Linked DNA regions of Homo sapiens: region 2 is linked to region 1. Evidence: chromatin contacts called from ENCODE Hi-C or POLR2A ChIA-PET data. All regions are on one chromosome and are shown on one strand. The core of a region is the stretch at or near the end of the contact, and the rest is flanking DNA. Distances in the headings are between cores, read along the strand shown.

Region 1 (4,944 bases), core at 400-2,899:
TGGTGGCCCTGGCTGCGTGGCCATTAAGCTTCAGAGACCGGCTGTGGAAATGGAGCCATTCCAGCACTGCTGCAGCCAAAGATGTACTTTCCAATGAAGTCACTGCACAAAAGGCATGCAGGGTTTGCACCAGAACACCCCCAGAAGGCTGCAGATTGGATGCTATGACTGGATGCTGCATCAACAAACACAGAAATATGAAGACACACTTTGCATTCTAAGAAGCCCACCTCCAACCTCTGGTGTGAATGGCTGGTCCTCAGATACCTCACATGTCTCTCATTTGGCTATAATGGAATCTCCTCATCCACCTAATCCGAGAATCTTCGTGTTCAGGGCTGGCAGGCAAGTTGGGGAATGGGTTGGACTTTGCTACCTTGGGAAACACAGAAATTATATGCTCTAAACAAAGCACCCTCCACCCGCCGCAGCCTTCAGCATCCCAGCCCTGTGGAATGTGCCCTCCTCTGCTCAGTGCACTCAGAGAGTTGAAGGCTGCCCGAGAAAGTCAGTCAAGGGGTACCTGGCAGAGCAGGTCTGAGGATGTGAGAAGCAGAAGGGCCTTTGGATTAAGAAGCTGCGGGTTGACAGGTGATCAAAGGGACAGGGTTTGGTTAGCTACTGGCCCCCCAGTTCTCCATGAAAAGTCTCAGGTCAGTCTGGACCACGGGATGGAGGACAAAGGTGGGCCTTGCTTGGTACCACCTGGAGAAGGTGACTGCTTCATGTTTGTGTGACATGTGCTTAAGCCACAATGGAAAACGCTGCGTATGAGGAAGCGGCTGGCCACTGAGGATAACTCCCCGAGGCCTCTGCTTAGCCACTCCTGCTGAGGGAAAGGAAGTGCACAGTTCACAGAATGGGAAAGGAATGGGGGCCTGGGGAGACGAGTTCTGGCCCACCAAGCCTGGCTCATAAGCTAGGTTTTTCTGTTTGTTTGTTTAGGAATGTTCCAGAACGAAAACTGTGCACATGAAAACTCTCCCTTGGCCTCATGATAATGCTAATTATTCTTGCTCTGGCTGGAGCTCCCACCCAGTTGGAAACTGGAACATCCCAGCCACAGGCCAGCTGCTTCCAAAGAGCCAAGGAAGCAGGGTGACAGATGGAAGCGTTTCCCTTTTCACCCAGATGTTCCGGTGTTTTGGAGACAAGGCCTCGTTAACTTGACTTTAGCACCTGCGTTCCCAGCTTGCACGTTGGTCTGTAGACATTATTTATACCAAACTTGGCCAATGCTGTCCACTGATGCCAACATCCCACCTGGTGCTTGGAGGAGCCGGTGAGGGGATGATGACAGCTTGTAGCATCACTGCGTAGAAGGGGTTCTGAATGTGCCCAGATCTCACTGAATGTCCTGTTGCCTGCCCTAAGCGGTGTAGTTAGGAGTCAGTGTTTTCCAAACAGAATGTGTATCTGGGAGTCTCCCGTTGGACTGAACTTTTATTAGCTCTCTTGGCAGAAGGCTGAAGCTTTTATTGTTCTATAGAACAGGACTTCGGCAAGATAATCACAAGGTTTTGACACATTCAATAAGAACGAAGGTGTTCGTATACATCATGGCGAAGACCCCTCAGAACCCAGAAAGGGTGCCTGAGAGGGACTCCTGGGATGCCCCCTTGAGCGGCTGAACTCTTCATGGCCTTGGCAACTGGTTCTCCACCAGATCTTCCCCAGAGGGGCCAAGAATCTTGTCGGGCCGCAGAAATATTTAGGTTTTGAGGAGAGAGGGATGGAGGATGGTGGTTTCCATTGAGTACCCTTGGATCTGAGACCTGCCCAAAGATGTCGGGGGTGACTGGGAGGAACCCCAGCGTCGGGGGAGGCACACCACTCACCGAGCTGTTCTTGGGAGCTTCCACAAGGGGGCCCTCTTGAGCTTTGGTTGGGGCGATTGGGAGCCAGTGGCGAACCCTCACCCCGCCGGCTCCAGCTTCGGCCTCCAGCTGAGGGTCACCCAGCCTCCCTCGTTCCACCCAGTCCTTGCGGAAGAAGGAGCCCACCAAGGCCAGCTCTGGTGCCCAAACTTTCTTCCACGTGGGAGATCTTCCTTTCCACTCGCGCAGAGAACGTATTTAGAGACTGAAGGCAAAGGGTGAAGGGTCACCAAGCCTCGCCTCTTTCAGAGAAGTTTGCAACAACACAACAAAAGCTCCAGTTGGAACCACATAAAAGGGCATGTGGGAAGCTTCATAAACAATGAAACAAGACATCTCGGCTCCATGGGCCTCTCCCCAAAGACACATATACGGGGGCCTTTGGGTCAGCTGCGACGGGAAGCACTGAGATTTTAAATGCAAGAAAATTATTACAATTTAACAAATCAATTTTTCTTACATTGTATTGAGATTAAGTTCGTGGTCTCTTTCATACATTCAAAATAAGATATTTCCCTAGAGTGCAATTTTGTGGGAAAACCTACATCATGTTTCGGAAAACCCATTTTGCTAGGAGTTACCAGATTTTAAGATAGATGGTAATATTTAATTATTGCACTATTTTACCGTGTAGAAAATTAATGTGCTTTCGGAGTTTCAGGAGAAAGACCGGCTATAAGTCTGAACCCTATTTTTAAATTACCATATAAATAGAATCCCAAAGACGCAAATATTGGCTTAAGTGTTGCAGACAAGGTACAGGAAAATGTGTTGGCTTCCTAAATGTTAAATAAACAGGCTTGTAATTCTCACCTTCCCTCATGACCCTGGCCCAGCTGGGTTCTTACCCTCGGAAGAGCGCACGTAGCTCAGGAAGGGGACAAAGCGGTGCTAATTGGATGACCACAGCGGGTGAGTCATCAGAGTATCATGGTTACCACCACGATAACAAGATGCACGTTTTTGGTAAAGCTCTGGAGTCTTCGAAGCCCACATTCATGGATCTGCTCGACCCTTATCACAAACCTTCCAGATAGGGGTGATGACTGCCTCCATCTTACAGACCCCAAAACGGAGGCTCAGAAGGGAAAGCCTGACAGTATCTTGCTTCTGTCACACAACCCACAGGTGGAGAGGCCCAAATTCAAAACCGGGTCCGGTAACTGTAAACCCCTAGCCTCCTTCCATCTGCACTTACAGCCCCTGATCTTGGCTCGACATTTATTGAGCACCTACTGTGTGCTTGGCCATGGGGTTGCAGAGCAGAGAGGCATCTACAAGGGCTCAGGGTCTGACATTCCAAGCCAATTATTCTGCCCAGTACTGGTCCAGTTTACCAAAGGGAACTGAAAGAGAAGAGGGGCCTCCAGAGGGGCCCCACTGCCTATGTGTGCCTTGAGGTCTTGCAGGACAAGAAGCTGCTTGACAGATGGAGAGAGCTGTAATGGGCACTCCAGGCAGGAGCTGTAAAGGTAGCAGGGAGGTGTGAACTAGCAGAGAGAGATGGAGGAGGATGTAATTAGTCCATGTGTGATGGTGGCGCCGTGGGGAGGGTTGTCATGGGGAGAGCTAGAGAAGCACAGAGCGGCTGGTGCGGAGGGAGGCCTTGCTGCTGCTTCTTGGGGCTGGAATGTTCTCCAGGAGGTGGGCAGGGAGCTTGCAGGGGGTGAGATCAGGTGTATGCTTTGAAAAGCAGTGTTTTCTACGCTGGCTGTGCCTCCTGGGTGGCACTGCCCACCATTCCAGGGGTCCATGGTGGACATTTTACACTGGATTAATTTCATGTCTATTTTGACTCAATTCAATAACTGACACGTCAATCCTGGGTTGCTGTTAGGATGAGGCTAAGGCACAGAGGGATAGATTATTTTAAAAAATAAGTTAAGTGAGAATGAGCTAGTTGATGTGGAGAGAAATGTTGACTCAGTTACAGAACAGTAATAATCAGATGTGGCCAAATGGCCGGAATGGCACCTGGTGACAGGTGGTTGGAGGCCCAGGCTCTACGGCCCCCGCTGGCTTGTGTTAAGGATGATGTCGTGCACATTTGAGGGCTGGGGAAGGAGGGACTTGAGAGGGCCTGTGGGTACCAATTCAATTCATGAGCGAGGAGGTGAGGCTGGGGCCAAAGATGGGGAGGCCACCTTGTAAGGTGAAGTGGGGTGCAGCTCCTCAGCCTGGAACATGGATGATAATGGGCTGGAGAAGCCGGCCTCTGGAGAGGCAGAGTCCCCAGGGAAGTGGCTCTAGGGAGAAGGCTGAGGCAGAGGCCAGGGGAGGGGGCACAGTCAGAATGGGGAGCAAGTTGTTTGATAAGTAGGGTTGCAGATAAAATGCAGGATGCCCAGTTAAATCTGATTTCCATACACACAACAAAAAACATTTTAGCATCTGTGTGTCCCTAATATTGCATGGATGAGTGTGGCAATTTGGGTATGGACAGAGAAGAGGGTCAAAACCAGGGAGATGTGTGAGATAGATTGTGCTTAATGGTTTAATTATTATTTTTATGTAAGTTCTTTTATGCCATACATAGGGCAAAAAAAGAATAAATCAGAAAATGAGAAAAGCACAAAGATGATTTAAAAGCGCGTCCACAGTCACCTAACCCAGAATGAACTGCCATTAACCTGCTGGTATACATTACCCTCCAGCTTCTAGAGTCTGGGGATGCCAAAAGGCACAGCACAGGGACTCTGGTCCCCTCTGAACTTCCATCTCTACAACAATGCCTGGCCCACGGTAGGCGGGCAATACATTTTTGGTGAATGAATAAATAAATCTTTCTAGGCTTTTTTTTTCTTATACATATATAACTGCATTTATCCAATTATCATTTTTATAAAATGGGGTCATCCTATACCTATTATTTGAAATCTATTGTTTTAACTTAATAATAGATTTAGCGATCTTTGTGGAAGGTTGATTTTGTTTTTTAAGACTGTGGGGACTAACACACATTCACACATTCACAGTCTGCCGCGGAGGAACTAGAGATGATGCAGGGGCAGAAGCAGGAGATGTAATAACTCAGGGAGGCCGGTGCCCTAATCAAGAAGAGTCCAAT
Region 2 (4,297 bases), core at 1,707-4,206, 190 kb after region 1:
TGTGTTTTTTTTTTTTTTTTTTTTTTGAGACAGAGTTTCGCTCTTGTTGCCCTGGCTGGAGTGCAATGGTACGATCATGGCTCACTGCGACCTTCGCCTCTTGGGTTCAAGGGATTCTCCTGCCTCAGCCTCCCGAGTAGCTGGGATTACAGGCATAAGCCACCATGCCCAGTTAATTTTTGTATTTTTAGTAGAGAACGGTTTTCACCATTTTGGCCAGGCTACTCTCGAACTCCTGACCTCAGATGATCTGCCCGCCTTGGCCTCCCAAAGTTCTGGGATTACAGGCGTGAGCCACCGCGCCCAGCCGATTTCCCTCCCATTCTTAAAAGCTTTCTACCGCAGTGTGTTATATAGTTAAAATAAACAGGAACCATCGATACCATTTCAAAATAAGGGGAAATGTTCCCTGTGGACATTTAACTGAAGAAAAGAAATGACAGTGTAAGATTGCATTGAGATCTTAAGGATTGCTTTTGCCAAATGGTAGATAATTTGCTAGCGGTTTTAGGCAGTTGTTTCACACATCTTAACACATGGTTAATGATTGTGTGACTGAGATAACTGGATCAGCCCTATTTCCAAAATAAGCTAAGTGTATTTAAGTAAACCTTGCTACTATTGAGCATTTTGTAGTTGTTTCATTTACTGCCTAGTTTTTTTTTTCACTTGCAACTGATCACAAGAATCATTGAGGTTCATGCCGTTCTATCACAGTACTAGTAGTAAGAGGTCTTTATTTTAAGGATCTTTTGTTGACTTTTTCATTACATTTCTATAGCCAGATCAAGTCAAATTTACGTTCTGAAGTATGTCCAAGGAAATTAAGAGCTGGTGCATGAAAAGATAGGAAAACAATCCAAATCCTAGCAGTTATCAAAAGCAAGTTTATAATACAGGCAAGTGCATTCACTCCTTTCTATATATTTTCAGGGAGCAACATTTAAGAGAGAGTAAACATTCACTCCTTTCTGTATCTTTTCAGGGAGTAACATTTAAGAGAGAGTAAGAGTATTTGTATCTAAATTGGATTAGAATAATTTTTTTCATGTCCCTTTACTTTCCTGTAGCTTGCTGATGACCGTATGGCACTGGTGTCAGGCATCAGCTTAGATCCAGAAGCAGCGATTGGTGTGACAAAACGGCCACCTCCTAAGTGGGTGGATGGAGTGGATGAAGTAAGTTCCATGTTAGTTTCATAGCATCTTGTTTTTTTAAGTAATTATGACAATGTATTTTAAGATATCTGTCATATAAACGAATTTGGCTACACTTGAATGTATATTTCTAGAAATACTTTAGCTTTAGGTTAAGTTGTCTATGTGTGTGTTAATGATTTTAGCTGTAGTTTTAACATTGGTAGTAACTACCTGAATTATAGGAAGAAATTGAAACCCCATGCAACAAGGAAGAATGTGATTTTCTGGTAATTTGAATTAAAAGCTGCTCACACATCAGCAAGCCAACAAGTTTGCTGAAGACCGAATTCTGTATGCTGAGTGTAGCTGATGGAGGCAGACCATAGCCTGCCTGGCATCAGTGGAGTTCTGTGACTTCATTTGCTTAGATTCAGTATGATGTTGGCCGGATTAAGCAGAAGATGAAAGAATTGGCCAGCCTTCATGACAAGCATTTAAACAGACCCACCCTGGATGACAGCAGCGAAGAGGAACATGCCATTGAGATAACTACCCAAGAGATCACTCAGGTGAGGAGTGCAAGTGAGTCCTGGGGAAACCAGCGAGCCTTCTCATGGCAATCTCAGAAACTAGAGTGTTACTCAGAATCAGTCTCCTGGAGTCATTTCCCAACCTGAAGTTCTCAGAGGGACCTCAAGAGGCCCTGAAGTCCTCCAGCTGTCAGCGTAGGTACCTGTGAGGCCTTGGAGGTATGGGGACTGTTTTTCAATTGTTGGCAGATAACTGCTGTGGACGGATTAAGTAAATATGAAATTTCAAACATTATCGAGTTCAATCATTTGATTTTAAAATGTATAACTAATATCGTATACTAGTGTTAAGAAATTTCAATGCTAAATTATAGTCCTCATAATTGAAAAAACAACTTAGTATCCTAGAAAAAATTTTTTATAAATATTAAATTTGATTAATTTTAAAATAATAGGACTAGTGTTGAAACCTCAGTGTTTACATTTTTTACTGAAGTCTCCTGGGTGCTAATTATCAGAGGAGTGTGGTGCTTTGAGAAAAGCCCTGGGGGGTTGGAATGTTGGAACCCTGGCTCTTAGCAGTTTAACAGTTACACGATTCTCATTTAATCCCTCTGACTCTAGTGTTCTCATCTGTAAAATGGGACTAATAATCATAGTACCATCCTCATAGGATGCTTGTTAGGGATTAAATGAGAGGAATGCAATAATAATATGATATATGATAATACAGGTTGAACATTCCTAATCTGAAATCCAAAATGCTCCAAAATTTGAAACTTTCTTTTGAGTGCCAATATGACACTCAAAGGAATGCTCATTGGAGCATTTTGGATTTCGAATTTTCAGATTGGGGTACTCAACTAGTAGGTATTCTGCAAATATTCCAAAATCTCCCGAAATTTGAAATCCTAAACATTGCCAATCCCAAGCATTTCGGATGAGGGATACTCAGCCTGTCTAACGTGATGATATGTGAGCAGCTGGGCACACAGCAGGCCCTACATAGCAGGAGCTGAAATCTAGTGAAATCTTTCTGTGTATATAAATGAAGCCACAGATTCCTTTTATCTGTTCACCTTTCTCTAAACCAGACTGAGTGAACAGAGCCTCTCACTTCTCACTCTGGCTTGTGATGTGGCAGTGTTAGCAGAGGGGCTTCTCTCCCAGGCTTGCCCTGAGCCTCGGGCTTGTTCTCTTAGCTCTTCCACAGGTGCCAGCGTGCCGTGCAGGCCCTGCCGAGCCGGGCCCGGGCCTGCTCCGAGCAGGAGGGGCGGCTGCTTGGGAACGTGGTGGCCTCGCTGGCGCAGGCCCTGCAGGAACTCTCCACCAGCTTCCGGCACGCACAGTCAGGCTACCTCAAACGTGAGTGCTGCCCGGGCCTAGTGAAGGGATTTTGAGTAAGAAAAGCACTTTATGTTTTCTTTTTTGCCACTATTTTTTCATTTAGTCCAGTACCTTTCATTGTTAGCTTTTGAACATGCTCATACCTTGTACAGTAAAGGGAAGCCTCCTCCCCATGTGAAACCCTGGCTTGGAATGAAGGCACAGCGTGGGGTACCGACCAAGGCTGGGGGAGGGCACCAAGATAGTTCAGCATCTCAGCAAACAAAATTTGTTTTGTGTCAAGCTGCAAGAATTTGAAAATCAACCAAGCACATTTTAAAAACCTGTTGTTTTCTGGATGTTGGGGTTTGGGAGAGCTGCTCTTCAATAGGTAAAAAGCAGTTGTTATTACTGAAAGCCACATATTTGCATAACAACCAAAGTGTTTGAGAGCACCTGAGAAAACCTCCCCAGGGTCCTTGAAACACTTCCTCTGCTGGCACCACAGGTTTCACCCAGCAGACCTTTTCTTCCCAAATAGTGCAAAGCCAGATTTCAGCTCTCTTCTCATTCTAATCACCCTGTAAACTGGGTTTTTTAAAATTGCCCTTGCAATCAATAAAGTCCCCACATACTCCAAAAAACCTAGTTCTCCCTCCCTCTGACAACTGGCATATTTGTATTTTAATTTTATTATTTCCAAAATTTGATTAGGGCCATATGGAATTCATACTAGAGATGCTTCTAGAGAGAAATACTGATTTTTTAAAATGTTTTGTAACAGCAGTTAGATTAAATATTTCTGCTTCACTTAGAGATTCTCAGATGGTTGTGTCATTTTTATCTTGGCATCAAGTGAATTGTGCACATTTACACTGTGACTTTTGTCTTGAGTAATCCCAAATGCCTGCATATTGTTGTATGTTTGTAATCCTTTACTCTCCCTCCACCCCCATTGGAGATAGGCTTCTTTAAAGCGGCTAAGAATATCTCAATTTTGACTGTTGGAGTTTACTCTAGAATTCCCCCTTTTAATGGTAGAACAATACTCAGGATGGTTTACATATTCAAGTAAAATGAATTCCTATCTGTGATAGGCATGAAGAATCGAGAGGAAAGATCCCAGCATTTTTTCGACACATCAGTACCACTAATGGATGATGGAGACGATAACACTCTTTACCATCGGGTACGTGAACGGGCTGCAAAGCTGATTGCTGTGTCTGTGCACCCCATTCTGCATCTTTCACCTCCTAGACCTCGATCTTCTGTGCAGTGTCAGTGGATTGATACAGTTGACTT

What was found. A loop is a pair of places that touch in the nucleus more often than their neighbours do. ChIA-PET counts read pairs that join two places held with the same protein, here RNA polymerase II (POLR2A). Pooled maps may share reads with other maps.
Region 2: a pooled map shows a loop between it and region 1 (3-fold over the local background). The contact joins two enhancer-like sites. A Hi-C loop is called at or near these places in 13 of 168 maps with a recorded cell type or tissue (A673, HCT116, IMR-90 and 10 more), 2 of 37 single-sample maps with no recorded cell type and 20 of 50 pooled maps. POLR2A ChIA-PET finds 5 or more read pairs at or near these places in 14 of 52 experiments (A549, CD4-positive, alpha-beta memory T cell, Caco-2 and 9 more).

The regions. Positions count from the first base shown.
Region 1 is chr20:58,479,807-58,484,750 of GRCh38, forward strand. The region is part of intron 1 of APCDD1L (APC down-regulated 1 like); the gene reads right to left. Among named protein-coding and RNA genes, the nearest start is that of APCDD1L-DT, 33 kb to the right of the region's middle. Within about 2 kb of position 1,650, at least 3 of the 41 ENCODE cell types and tissues checked have a DNase peak (open chromatin) inside an H3K27ac peak, as active enhancers do.
Region 2 is chr20:58,666,420-58,670,716 of GRCh38, forward strand. It overlaps STX16 (syntaxin 16), which reads left to right. Exons shown (of 9, transcript NM_001001433.3): 3 at 1,071-1,178; 4 at 1,568-1,708; 5 at 2,872-3,034; 6 at 4,093-4,184. STX16-NPEPL1 (STX16-NPEPL1 readthrough (NMD candidate)) reads left to right here. Exons shown (of 23, transcript NR_037945.1): 3 at 1,071-1,178; 4 at 1,568-1,708; 5 at 2,872-3,034; 6 at 4,093-4,184. Among named protein-coding and RNA genes, the nearest start is that of STX16, 17 kb to the left of the region's middle. RefSeq lists enhancers at 2,912-3,567, 3,568-4,225, 4,226-4,297 and a silencer at 3,396-3,535. Within about 2 kb of position 2,957, at least 2 of the 41 ENCODE cell types and tissues checked have a DNase peak (open chromatin) inside an H3K27ac peak, as active enhancers do.